Regions from separate parts of the Homo sapiens genome. Here all the other regions are linked to region 2. Evidence: chromatin contacts called from ENCODE Hi-C or POLR2A ChIA-PET data. All regions are on one chromosome and are shown on one strand. The core of a region is the stretch at or near the end of the contact, and the rest is flanking DNA. Distances in the headings are between cores, read along the strand shown.

Region 1 (3,653 bases), core at 1,002-3,501, 590 kb before region 2:
CTGATTTGAAGAAAGGCAAAGTATAACTGATGTAAGTATTAATAAACCCCACAAAGCTCTGGACTGTGAAAAACAAAATTTAAAGATGAAGACAGAGAGAGAAAAAAAATGGAACAGAATAGGTGGTTATAAAACACTCGTTTTACTGCAGTTTCAGAAACTTTCCTGGGCCGAGCTCCCAGATCCTCACTCTGCTACCAGGAGCTGAGGCTCCAGCTATTAAAGCTCCATTCTTGCCAAAACCTCCTTCTTTTGCTCTTTTCTTGCTTCATGTTTCACTAATGACCTTGAGTAACTTAGGTCTCTATCTGTTCAGTTCAAGTTGGTGCAGCAGCTATTTATTGAGCATTTAAGGTGTGCCAGGGCTGCAAAGATAAATGAGACATGTCTTTTTGCTGGAGTGTGAGCCAGAGGTGGGGAGAGGGAGCTGTTAGACACAATAACAGGTAATTTGCGTGTGGTGCCAAAATAGAGAAAGGCCGGGGAGGTGCCCGACCCAATCTGGGGACCTCAGTGATTCTTTCTACAGGGTGGACTTCTCCATGAGGTGTGAAAGGCACAGAGCCAAGGTCCTGTGGGACTTTTAGAGACCCATGAAAATGTTTTCATTTCTTCTAAAATCAGAAGAAAAAATGAACATGCTCCAGCCCAGATTTTATTTGCCTCTATACCAACACAGTTGTGGAGCCATTCTGGATATTTTTTACGGAGAATGGGGCCCACAAAGACAAAAGTGCCAGGGGCCCATGAAAGTCATATGTGGCTACCTTAGTTTCCTGGGGATGCTGGGACAACGTTCCAAAGACTGAGTGGCTTAAACAACAGGCATTTATTGTCTCATGGTTCTGGGGCTGGAAGTCCAAGATCAAGGTGCCAGTAGGGTGGGTTCCTTCTATGGGTCATGAGGGGGAGTCTGTTCCAGGCCTCTCTCCTAGAAGCTGGTGGTCTCAAGAAGGCACCCCCTGGTTTGCAGATGGCCACCTCTTCCCTGTGTCTTTACATCACCTTCTCTCTGTCTATGCGTTTGTCTTTTCACATAGCATTCTTTTATACAAGAAGTCCAGTCATGTTGGGTTAGGGGCTCACCTGTGTCGGTATGACCTCCTCTTAACTTATTACATCGGCAACAACCCTGTTTCCAAATAAGCTCACATTCTGAGGTCCTGGGGGTTAGGATTTCAGCAGTGGATTTGGTGGCGGTAGGGAGCAATTCAGCCCATAACAATGGCCCTGGGTTCCTGGGAGCGCCCCTGCCTTTCTCCTGCTTTGTAACCAGTGGGCTGGTCTTGAAGTGGGAACAATGAAGGCCCCTCATTTCTCCCCCTCCTCCCAAAATAAATAAAAAAGAATGACCAATTGTCCTTAATGCCATTTTGCTCATGGGTAGGGTTTCCTTAAGAACACTGAAAAATTATGTTGCAGAATTTGATTGGAACATTTTATGTATTGACCTCACTTCTAATCAAAGATGGCCAGATTAGCAATCTAAAAAGGTAATCTTGGCCAGGCGTGGTGGCTCACACCTGTAATCCCAGCACTTTGGAAGGCCAAGGCGCGTGGATCACTTGAGGCCAGGAGTTTGAGATCAGCCTGGCCAACATGGTGAAACCCCGTCTCTCCTAAAAATACAAAAATTAGCTGGGCGTGGTGGTGCATGCCTGTAATCCCAGCTACTTGGGAGGCTGAGGTGGGAGAATTGCTTGAACCTGGGAGGCGGAGGTTGCAGTGGGCAGAGATTGTGCCACTGCACTCCAGCCTGGCGACAGAGTGAGACTCTATCTCAAAAAAAAAAAAAAAAAAATCTTTACCTAAGAAGAGCTGAGTGTGACATCTTCAGAAAGTTAAGCCTTCTCATGGACTCCTCAGCATGCACCGTCCCCAGAGAGGCTGGCCTCAGAGGGTCCTGGTGTGGAACTGCTGGCAGCTCCTTGGGAGCTGTGTATTTTCTTCCCATTTCTTAGGGACAGGCTCTGAGCCAGGGAACACATGCCAGTGAGTGGTGATAAGGACTTTGAGCAAACCCACCGCAGTTCCCACCCTCAATCCTCAGGGTCAAGGTTGAAGGGGGCCAGAGCACATTTTTCACAGGTTCCGTGTGCTGTTTTGGGGAAAGTGCCAAGCAGTCGCCCAGGACAAAACCTGGCCCCAGAGCCCCCAGCCTGTTTTGAATTTCCATCTCTAATGCCACCTTTTGCCCCGGGAGTCCCAGAAGACACACCCTGGCTGAGGAGCCCTGCTCAGCTGGTGGTGGTTTGAGGCCAGCCAACTCCACTTCTCACTCCCGCCCCTGCTGAGTCTGCAAATATTTCTGGGTGTCTGGTCCTCATTAGGGTTGGCTGAGCTGACAGTGTGCAGGCTTCCCTCTGAGTTGCCACCTCACCTGTGGTTGACCAGACTCCCCCATCTTCACTTCTGAAGAAAAGGCTGCAGGGGAGTGCACAGGCGGTTGCCAGAGCTCGTCCTCTGGGATCTGGCGCCATGTAACTCGGCTGCCGCTGTCACCACCTTCTCCTGGAGGCCAGCTCACCACAGGTCTCTGGTGCTGGCTGGGGCCTCACCAAACTCTCTGGAGTGCAGCTACCTGAGTTTTCTCCGGGAGCCCATCAGCTGTCTGGGTTCTCTCACAGGTTGTAAGAGAAACAAACTGAAAATGTGCTAACTCCTTTATCACCTCCTACTTTTTCCAGGCTCTTTTTTGAAGTTCTCTGCGTATTCCCAGGCTTGCACTTCTCAGTCATTTTCATAAAAATAAATCCGTGTGGAGCTCAGGGTGAACATCTAAGCTTTAACATCTTTACACTTAGATCCCCTCTTGCAGTTGGAAGGGAGCAGCTGTAATTAAGAAAAGTACACAGGAAAAAAAAAAAAGGTTTCAGTGTGTGTTCTTTCTTTCTGAAGCATCTGAGCCGTTTTGCTATTAACAGCTGGAAATATTTCGAAAAATCCAGGGCATTTCCAAACATCTGACTACTCAGCTGGGTAAAAATACAGTCTAAGTATTTCCTTTTGCATTTGCATCACTTCGTGATTAGTCAGGACTTTCTTCCCCCCTAAAATGGTTTCTATTACAGCTGTGTCTTTTTTTATTTGGTGACCCAATTACATGACTCTTCAGCATGGAAAAATTCACATTATTAGTTTAAAAATATATCGTTGAACCTCAGTAACAGGTTTTGTGAGGTTTCGTTTCATAAACTTTTATAAAGTTTAATTTTGTCATTTCGTTCTAGAGTAAAGGAAAAAGGGCTGTGGCAGAATTTTCAGGTATTTTGAGATAGGACTGAGGTGGGAACTAGAAGGCGCTGTGAATATCCCTTTTGAGTTTTCCCCTTTTTATCCATTCACTGTTGTAAGGGAGAAAGCTGGCATCAGATTGAAACATTCCTGGTGATTTGAATGAGAGCAGTCTGGCTACAGAGCTTCCTCATCTTGGGTGATTTAAAGTTCTCATTTTTCTTTACTTGAAGGTACAACCATGAGTGTGTGATCATCCCGTTGCTCCTCGTGTCCTAGGAGTCCTCTTAACAGTGAACTCTTCAAAAGATTATTGAGTTTGTTATGTAGACACATTCCAATAGTTCTGGAAAAACATTGCCTCAGATAGACTATAATCTGGAGATTTACATTCTTTAGAATTTCCTAGTCAGGAGATA
Region 2 (3,599 bases), core at 1,041-3,540:
CTTGAATAAATATTGCACTTACTGGTTGAAATTCCCTCTCACTTTTTGCCCAAGGCAGCCTGCTAAAGGCATACTCAGAACCAGCTCAACTGTTTTCTTTGGGAATTCCTCTCAGCATCCTCTCACCTCCATAGAATGAATTATCGTCGTCATTCATTTTCCCATAGAATCTGTTTACCTTATTTATCATTTTTGTTTCACTGCCTGTTTCTGCGTTCATCACCGCACCATGGTATTAAAGCAAGACTGCTCATGAATCAACTTGTAATTTCGACCATGGTATGTATTCCCCACGCAATTCTTACTTCCCTTCAGAGAGGATTCCCTTTCTGACTTGTCTCTCCATTTGGAGAAAAACCCTTTTGTTCCATCAAGCCTGTAGATAAGGTCTAAGGCAGACTTGATTATACCAAAATCTGGTTACATCGCACTCACAACTAAGTGTGATTTTGGTGACTTGGGAAAACCGATGATAGTTTATTAATTATTCAAGCAGCCTTAGATATGAATTGGAAAATTATGCTGAAAACTACTAGTTGGTTTTAGGGCCCCAAATCAAGGCATTTCCTTTGGATCCATTGTTTTCTAATATTTGCAAGCTTTTCAGGATTAAAACCTTGAGATTATTTTTTGTATTATATTTGTGGTCCAATCTCATTTGATGACTTTAAGAGTAACTAAGTCTACTCACATATTCCATAGGAAGCATTATCCAAGCACCGGAGACCATGCTCTCTTCAACTTCAAACTGCAGTCAAGTGGAGTAAATAATGCAGAGAGCTAAATTAACTCAAAGCACCAATGATCATGGAATAACATTCCTCTGTTTACTGTTCAAGAAAAATCTTTACAAATGCTGAAATGCTGTTAGAAAATCTATAGTTATATTATTATCATCATAAAACTAAGAATTAACCTATCTTTATTCTCCTCTGAAATCTCCTTTCAAGAAATAAAAACAGCAGGTAGAAGATACCTTCAAAATGGAAGAAGCCTTATGCTATTTCATCTATTTGTCTTTCTTTGGGTTAAACTCCAGAAACCCGGCTTGGTGCTTGTTCACTGTCCACACAATAGTAAATGATCCCAGGAGAATAAGTACATGATCAATTCCTCAGTGTCTCTGGCAATATAAGAGTTTAAAAACATGTGTACATGTGCCTGTGCATACAACAATACACATATAAATCACGGATTTTTGCTGAAATGAAATACTGAGGCCATGTGAGCATTTTTCAGTCTTCAACTTAGACACTTGGGCTGCATGCCCAGCTATGACACATCGTCCATGTTTATGAAGTCAATTTCACTTCAGTTGTTAGTATCAGTTACCATCATTCTGGATTTAAAGCCACCAGCCCAGAGCCTTTCTCTGAGCTCTCACAGATTCTAGTAGCTGTAGCAGGCATGTGACACTTCTGTGCACACTGTCTCATCTTGTTCCTGGGCCATCTGTTTGAACAAGGCCTTTTCTCTTCATTTTATTATAAATTCTTGAATCCAGGAAGCATGTCTGATATTTCTCAGAATCCTTTTTAATGTCTACCCCAGAAGTCTGTTCTAACAAGTACTCCAAAAATGTTGATTGATTCTAAATGGATTCTCAATATTATGAACAACATTTTTAGAATAAAAGAAATATTCACTTTTGTGTTTGGAAAATTCAGTGGATATGTTAAAAACAAAATATGGAAATGGGGTGAGCTCTTAAGGACTGTGAATTTCCACAGCAGCGTATAATTTCAGTAGAAGATCCCAATCCAACTTCATGAGGAATATATTAAGAGACAAAATAGAGAAACTATGACAAACTGGGTTTAGTATTTCCACCTCATCAACAATTATTTCTACCACAATCAATGAGAAAAAAACAAAGTTGTCAATCTGGATTGAGAGTGGGCATGTGTGTTTTCTCTCCTCCCTTCTGCCTCCCCCTTTTTCTCTTCTGAAACTGAGTCAGACGAGGCCATATTTCCAGTTAGAGGTCGACATTAGAGCCAAGCAGCTGTTCAGAAATGTCCAAGTAGACAGCAAGTGGCACTGATGGAGTTAACGGCAGTGACTCACTTGGGGCATTCACAGCAGGTCAGCTGAAACTCTCCCTTGCTGTATAGAGAATTTAGTCCTGCTGGGCATGCGCCCAAGACTGTGAGCTGAGGTTGATAACAGCAGAGTGCCTCTTAGTTGCCACTGGTTGCTTTGCCGTTCTCAGTTTTCACAGTTTATTTAAAGGTGGATTTTTGTCTAACGCAATCATGAACGGTGATGGGAAGAACAGGCTGAGCAGCTGTTGACTGAAATAACAGAGGGGAGGACGGGTATCTGGAAATGCTCCACACAAGTTGTCCTGCAAGCTTTGATGATGACGTTCGCATAGAAAATTATTGGTCAGAACCAGGAAGTGGAGCAGGCTTCATGCCAGTAAGGCTAGCTTGGCAAAGGTAAGATTTTTAGGATTTCAGAAAGGTTTCATTCATCTAGGAATCCTTTTCTACAAAATGTTATGGTGTTATAAAGTTACTCAATGGAGCAACAATAAAAACAAATCAAAACCATCCAAAGGAAAAAATACATGAGAAGCAGAGCATACTTATATTTTGTGAGCTTATACAAGTTTCTCAATAACACAGAAGGGAATGTATAAAAATACGATGAAAGGCTGTTGTGAGTTTTTTAATTACAAAATATGATTATTTTAGGAGAAAGAAACATAATTACCTGAACTAACTCAACACTGACACAAGACCTATTTTCCTTTTTTTTTCTTCAAATTATTTTTTAAACTTTTTAAAGGCAAGTATCTTAGATTTGTTCCTTACAGGTAGACATTTCAACAAACAAGAAATAATATTTCCTGATATGAATAGTCATTAGGGTTCAAGCTTTATTTCCCTAAAATTCTAGCATGAGATCATGGTTTCCGTAGATAGGAGAGATCTTGTTTCCATTGCATTTATTTGGTAGAAAAATCTGATTTGACGATTTGTGTTTGCTATCATCAAGTTAATTTTGTGATTAGATCCAAAACCTAATTCTGATAGTCAGACCAGGCTGAAAGCCACAATAGAAAAGGAATTAGTTTCCTTTCCCAAGAATAAAATCCTTGCATTAAATAGAGTTTGGTAAATTAAATGGCTATTTTTGACCAGGAGAGTTTGCTAGGTACTTTAATTCATTAAACAATTTTTTAGATCTGAACCTTTGAAAATATATATTCTAGGTTCAAAAGAGAATGATTGTGCCGTCTGCATTCGTATAGAATGATAGAGCACTGTAGTTGTGGCGGTTTCTCAAGGGCAGAGATTGTGATGGCGTTGCCTGCCACTGTCTACCTCATGGTAGGTGCTTAATGAATGTTGGGTGAACGAATTAATTTTGACCACAGGAAGGCAAGGGCTGACAAGAAGTGTCATCTCTTCTTGGCAGAACAGATTAGTCATTAGGATCAAGTAGAAGAGAGGATGGGATTTAGGGCGATTTAAATCAAGAGTACAGAAGCCATTAGAAGACACTGCTGGGGGAGGAGGGTTTGGGAAAGTGGGAGAGAGTTGTAGGAAAACGTTTGCATTGGCCTGGACTGAGTTCGTTTCTTCTCATGG
Region 3 (3,286 bases), core at 411-2,910, 680 kb before region 2:
CACTTTTGAAGCAGCATATGTTTTCTGTACATTTTTCTAGCCTTCAGAAATAACTTTGTAACAAGTTACAAATCCCTAGGGCCTGCGAATTTGAAGACATGTGGTGTATTTAAGTGCTCTCCTTCTTGCTTTATTATTCCTGTGGGTCCTCCTTCCTTCTCCTTCTAAGTCAGCTCTTGGCTCCTTACCTCAAGTGCCTACTGAGGACATTTGGGCTCATCTACTCTTTCTCTCAAGATCCCTGGGTCCAAGAACTGGTCAACCCTCTCCCAACATGATTTTGAGCTAAATTATCTATTGCCTTTTTTTTTCTTCATTCCTTTCCTTCTTGAAAGATGTCTACAGTCTGCCTTGGTCCTTTAGGGGTCAGTATACCCTCTTTCTTTCTCACTCTCTGGCTGGCTATTGTCGTGTGTGTGTGTGCACACACATATGTGATTCAGTGACTTTCTCCAGAGGCGCCTGGCTTGAGTGAGTTGGTTCTGTGCCATTGGGAGGAGGATAGTTTCTTCCCCACAGGGGCAGCGCTGCTCTGACTTAGGGAGTTTAATGTCTTGTCAGATGTTGATGCTTTTACTTCCCTTCCTGTTTCAACTGGAATGAGTCATATTTGAAAATATTTTCATCCTTTTAGTGACTATATTGAATAACACACATTTTTCATTATTATTTACTGCAATTAACCTTAACCTCATTCTTTTCTTCTTTTAAACATTAGCACAGTTATTTCTATTATTATCTAGGTTCCCTCTGTCTCTATACTTAGCTTCATTAAAACGGATTGCAGCTTAGATAGGTTGAGAAACAGTCTTTTTTAATTTCTGGAGACTCAGCTTTCATTAATGCAATAATGAAAACTATGGTGGGAGAGTGTAGATAGTTGGCTAATAGATTGTCCCAACCTATTTTAGATCGGCTTTCTCCTCATTTGTCCTCCCCTAAACCAAGCTACTTATAAATGTTCTCCAATTCTGAGCTCTTTTTTTTTTTTTTTTTTGAGGTGGAGTCTCACCCTGTCACCCAGGCTGGAGTGCAGTGGCATGATCTTGGCTCACTGCAATCTCCACCTCCCAGGTTCAAGCGATTCTCCTGCTTCAGCCTCCCCAGTAGCTGGGATTACAGGCATGTGCCACCATGTCCAGCTAATTTTTTTTTTTTTTAAGTAGAGATGGGGTTTTGCCATGTTGGCCAGGCTGGTCTCGAACTCCTGACCTTAGGTGATCCGCCTGCCTTGGCCTCTCAAAGCGCTGGGATTACAGGTGTGAACTACCACACCCGGCTGCGTTAATTAAACTTCCTTTACTGCCCTGAGCTATTCTTATGACATTTCTTTGAGACAGGACAAGTGACTCAGTCTCTTTGTAATTTATTGAGTTCTTTGATTAAAAGAGACCATTACCAGCTAAAAATTCTACCCTCTGCCCTCGCTTTCACATCCTTCGAATGGATAAAGGGAAGATCTGTACAACACAGCCAGATATCAATACTGCTGCATCGTGTGCCTGGCTTCCTGGTGGTAGCCACCTGCTGCTTAGAAACTGTTTCAAAGGGGAACTGGCGTACTTCCCTTTTAAGCAAGAGTTACAGCGCAAAAGCTGCCTCAGTCATAATTTCTAACGTAGTCATCTCCTCTTTATAAGTGCACTTCCTCAGAGACCTGTGGACATAAACTGAATGTGTTAGGCAGAGACCTTTCAAAATTTAGACTTGTTTTCTGGACAGATGCCAGATTTCCTGGATGGCTGGTTACAATCCCCTTGTCCACCCGCGCAGTGCAGCTAAGATTGTCTGTCTGAATCATCATCCTTTTTTAGTGTGTACTTAAAGTGGAAGTGATGTTTTCCAGACCCTGTGTAGGAATGAGCTCATGTCATGAGGTTTTGCTCTGATGTTGGTTTCTCTCAGTTAGTTTAGTGACATTAGGATCTGAAGGCCGACGAATGGCTTTGATACCATTTTAAGGTGTCTTCCATTTCCAGTACTCCAGGATTATTGGGAAATTACTGGGGAGATGAAGACATTATGTAAGGTGGCAGGTCAACCTACTAGTTATTCACAGCCATTGGAAGATACTATGGGACTGTTAATAGTATGTGCTGAAAAGACTTCTCTCTTGTTGCTTTAAAAAAATGTAGTTTATTTACATGTATATTGACTTCTTTATGGTCCTATCCTAAGTGGATAAATGGCTGAATTCTATTTTTCTGCTAAGATTTTAGGCAGGAGAGTATTTTTCATGAATGTCTTGTAAATCATTAGTAAATGTTCTCTGACAAAGGGTTCCATGGCTAGATAGGTTTGAGAAATGCTGGGGAAGAATATGATGATGTCACCCGTAGGACATTTACATTGCTCTTCCTGATGCTGATATACAAATATATGTCTGTTTAAATTGATTTAATGATCTAATAAAAACTAAATTTCTCCTCTGAGAAATTGATGAAAACAACCAACCGTGAATATCCTAGCAAACTGTTTTCATGTCTGTTTTCAGATAAGCATTCCCTGAAGAATTTTATTTATTCATTTGTTTATTTGTTCATTGAACACATATCTATTTTGTGCCTTCTCTGTGCCAATACTTAGGGAAACGCTGCACCTTAATGAAAAGAAGGCTGTGGCAGACATGGCTGGTCTCAGCCATCCCTTTCCTTTAGTAAAGTTGAGTCCAATGCAGCCCAGAACAAAGGTTATGTTTCCCAGCTTCCCTTGCAGCAAGAACTGCCACATGGCCCGTGGGATGTGACCTTGAGGGCTATGTGCAGAGTTGCTGTGGGGCCTCTATGCACAGGCTTAGGTATGCACAGGTATGCACGTGCTATGTGTTTTGGATGGCAGAACAGCAGGACAGGAAGAGCGGGAACTCTGATACTATGGAGTGTTATAACACTTTGAATATTTATGATTAGACCATATTTAAAATAAATAAACTATTATCAATTTAAGTTACTGTTACTTTGACCTTTTTTAATGATAGCCAAACTAATAACCTAACTGATCCAGAAAGGATTTTCAATGATCAGGCATTGTCATAAGATTCAGTAGGCACATTTAGGAGCTTTTTTTTTTTGAGATGGAGTTTCACTCTTGTTGCCCAGGCTGGAGTGCAATGGCGTGATCTTGGCTCACTGCAACCTCTGCCTCCCGAGTTCAAGCGATTCTCCTGCCTCAGCCTTCCCGAGTAGCTGGGATTACAGGCATGGCCCACCACGCCTGGCTAATTTTGTATTTTTAGTAGAGACAGGGTTTCTCCATTGTTGGTCAGGCTGGTCTCGAACTCCCGACC

Evidence for each region. Hi-C counts contacts between places; a loop is a spot of excess contacts on that map. ChIA-PET counts read pairs that join two places held with the same protein, here RNA polymerase II (POLR2A). Pooled maps may share reads with other maps.
Region 1: a map of chondrocyte shows a loop between it and region 2 (5-fold over the local background). The contact joins two enhancer-like sites. A Hi-C loop is called at or near these places in 1 of 168 maps with a recorded cell type or tissue (chondrocyte) and 3 of 50 pooled maps. POLR2A ChIA-PET finds 5 or more read pairs at or near these places in 3 of 52 experiments (AG04450, BJ and activated naive CD4-positive, alpha-beta T cell).
Region 3: a map of endothelial cell of umbilical vein shows a loop between it and region 2 (7-fold over the local background). The contact joins two enhancer-like sites. A Hi-C loop is called at or near these places in 1 of 168 maps with a recorded cell type or tissue (endothelial cell of umbilical vein) and 5 of 50 pooled maps. POLR2A ChIA-PET finds 5 or more read pairs at or near these places in 1 of 52 experiments (activated naive CD4-positive, alpha-beta T cell).

What each region holds. Positions count from the first base shown.
Region 1 is chr21:35,849,567-35,853,219 of GRCh38, reverse strand. No RefSeq gene overlaps it. Among named protein-coding and RNA genes, the nearest start is that of MIR802, 130 kb to the right of the region's middle. Within about 2 kb of position 2,251, at least 6 of the 41 ENCODE cell types and tissues checked have a DNase peak (open chromatin) inside an H3K27ac peak, as active enhancers do.
Region 2 is chr21:35,255,307-35,258,905 of GRCh38, reverse strand. No RefSeq gene overlaps it. Among named protein-coding and RNA genes, the nearest start is that of RUNX1, 210 kb to the right of the region's middle. Within about 2 kb of position 2,290, at least 29 of the 41 ENCODE cell types and tissues checked have a DNase peak (open chromatin) inside an H3K27ac peak, as active enhancers do; they include endothelial cell of umbilical vein, where a contact is called at or near this core.
Region 3 is chr21:35,930,850-35,934,135 of GRCh38, reverse strand. No RefSeq gene overlaps it. Among named protein-coding and RNA genes, the nearest start is that of LINC01436, 73 kb to the left of the region's middle. Within about 2 kb of position 1,660, at least 24 of the 41 ENCODE cell types and tissues checked have a DNase peak (open chromatin) inside an H3K27ac peak, as active enhancers do; they include endothelial cell of umbilical vein, where a contact is called at or near this core.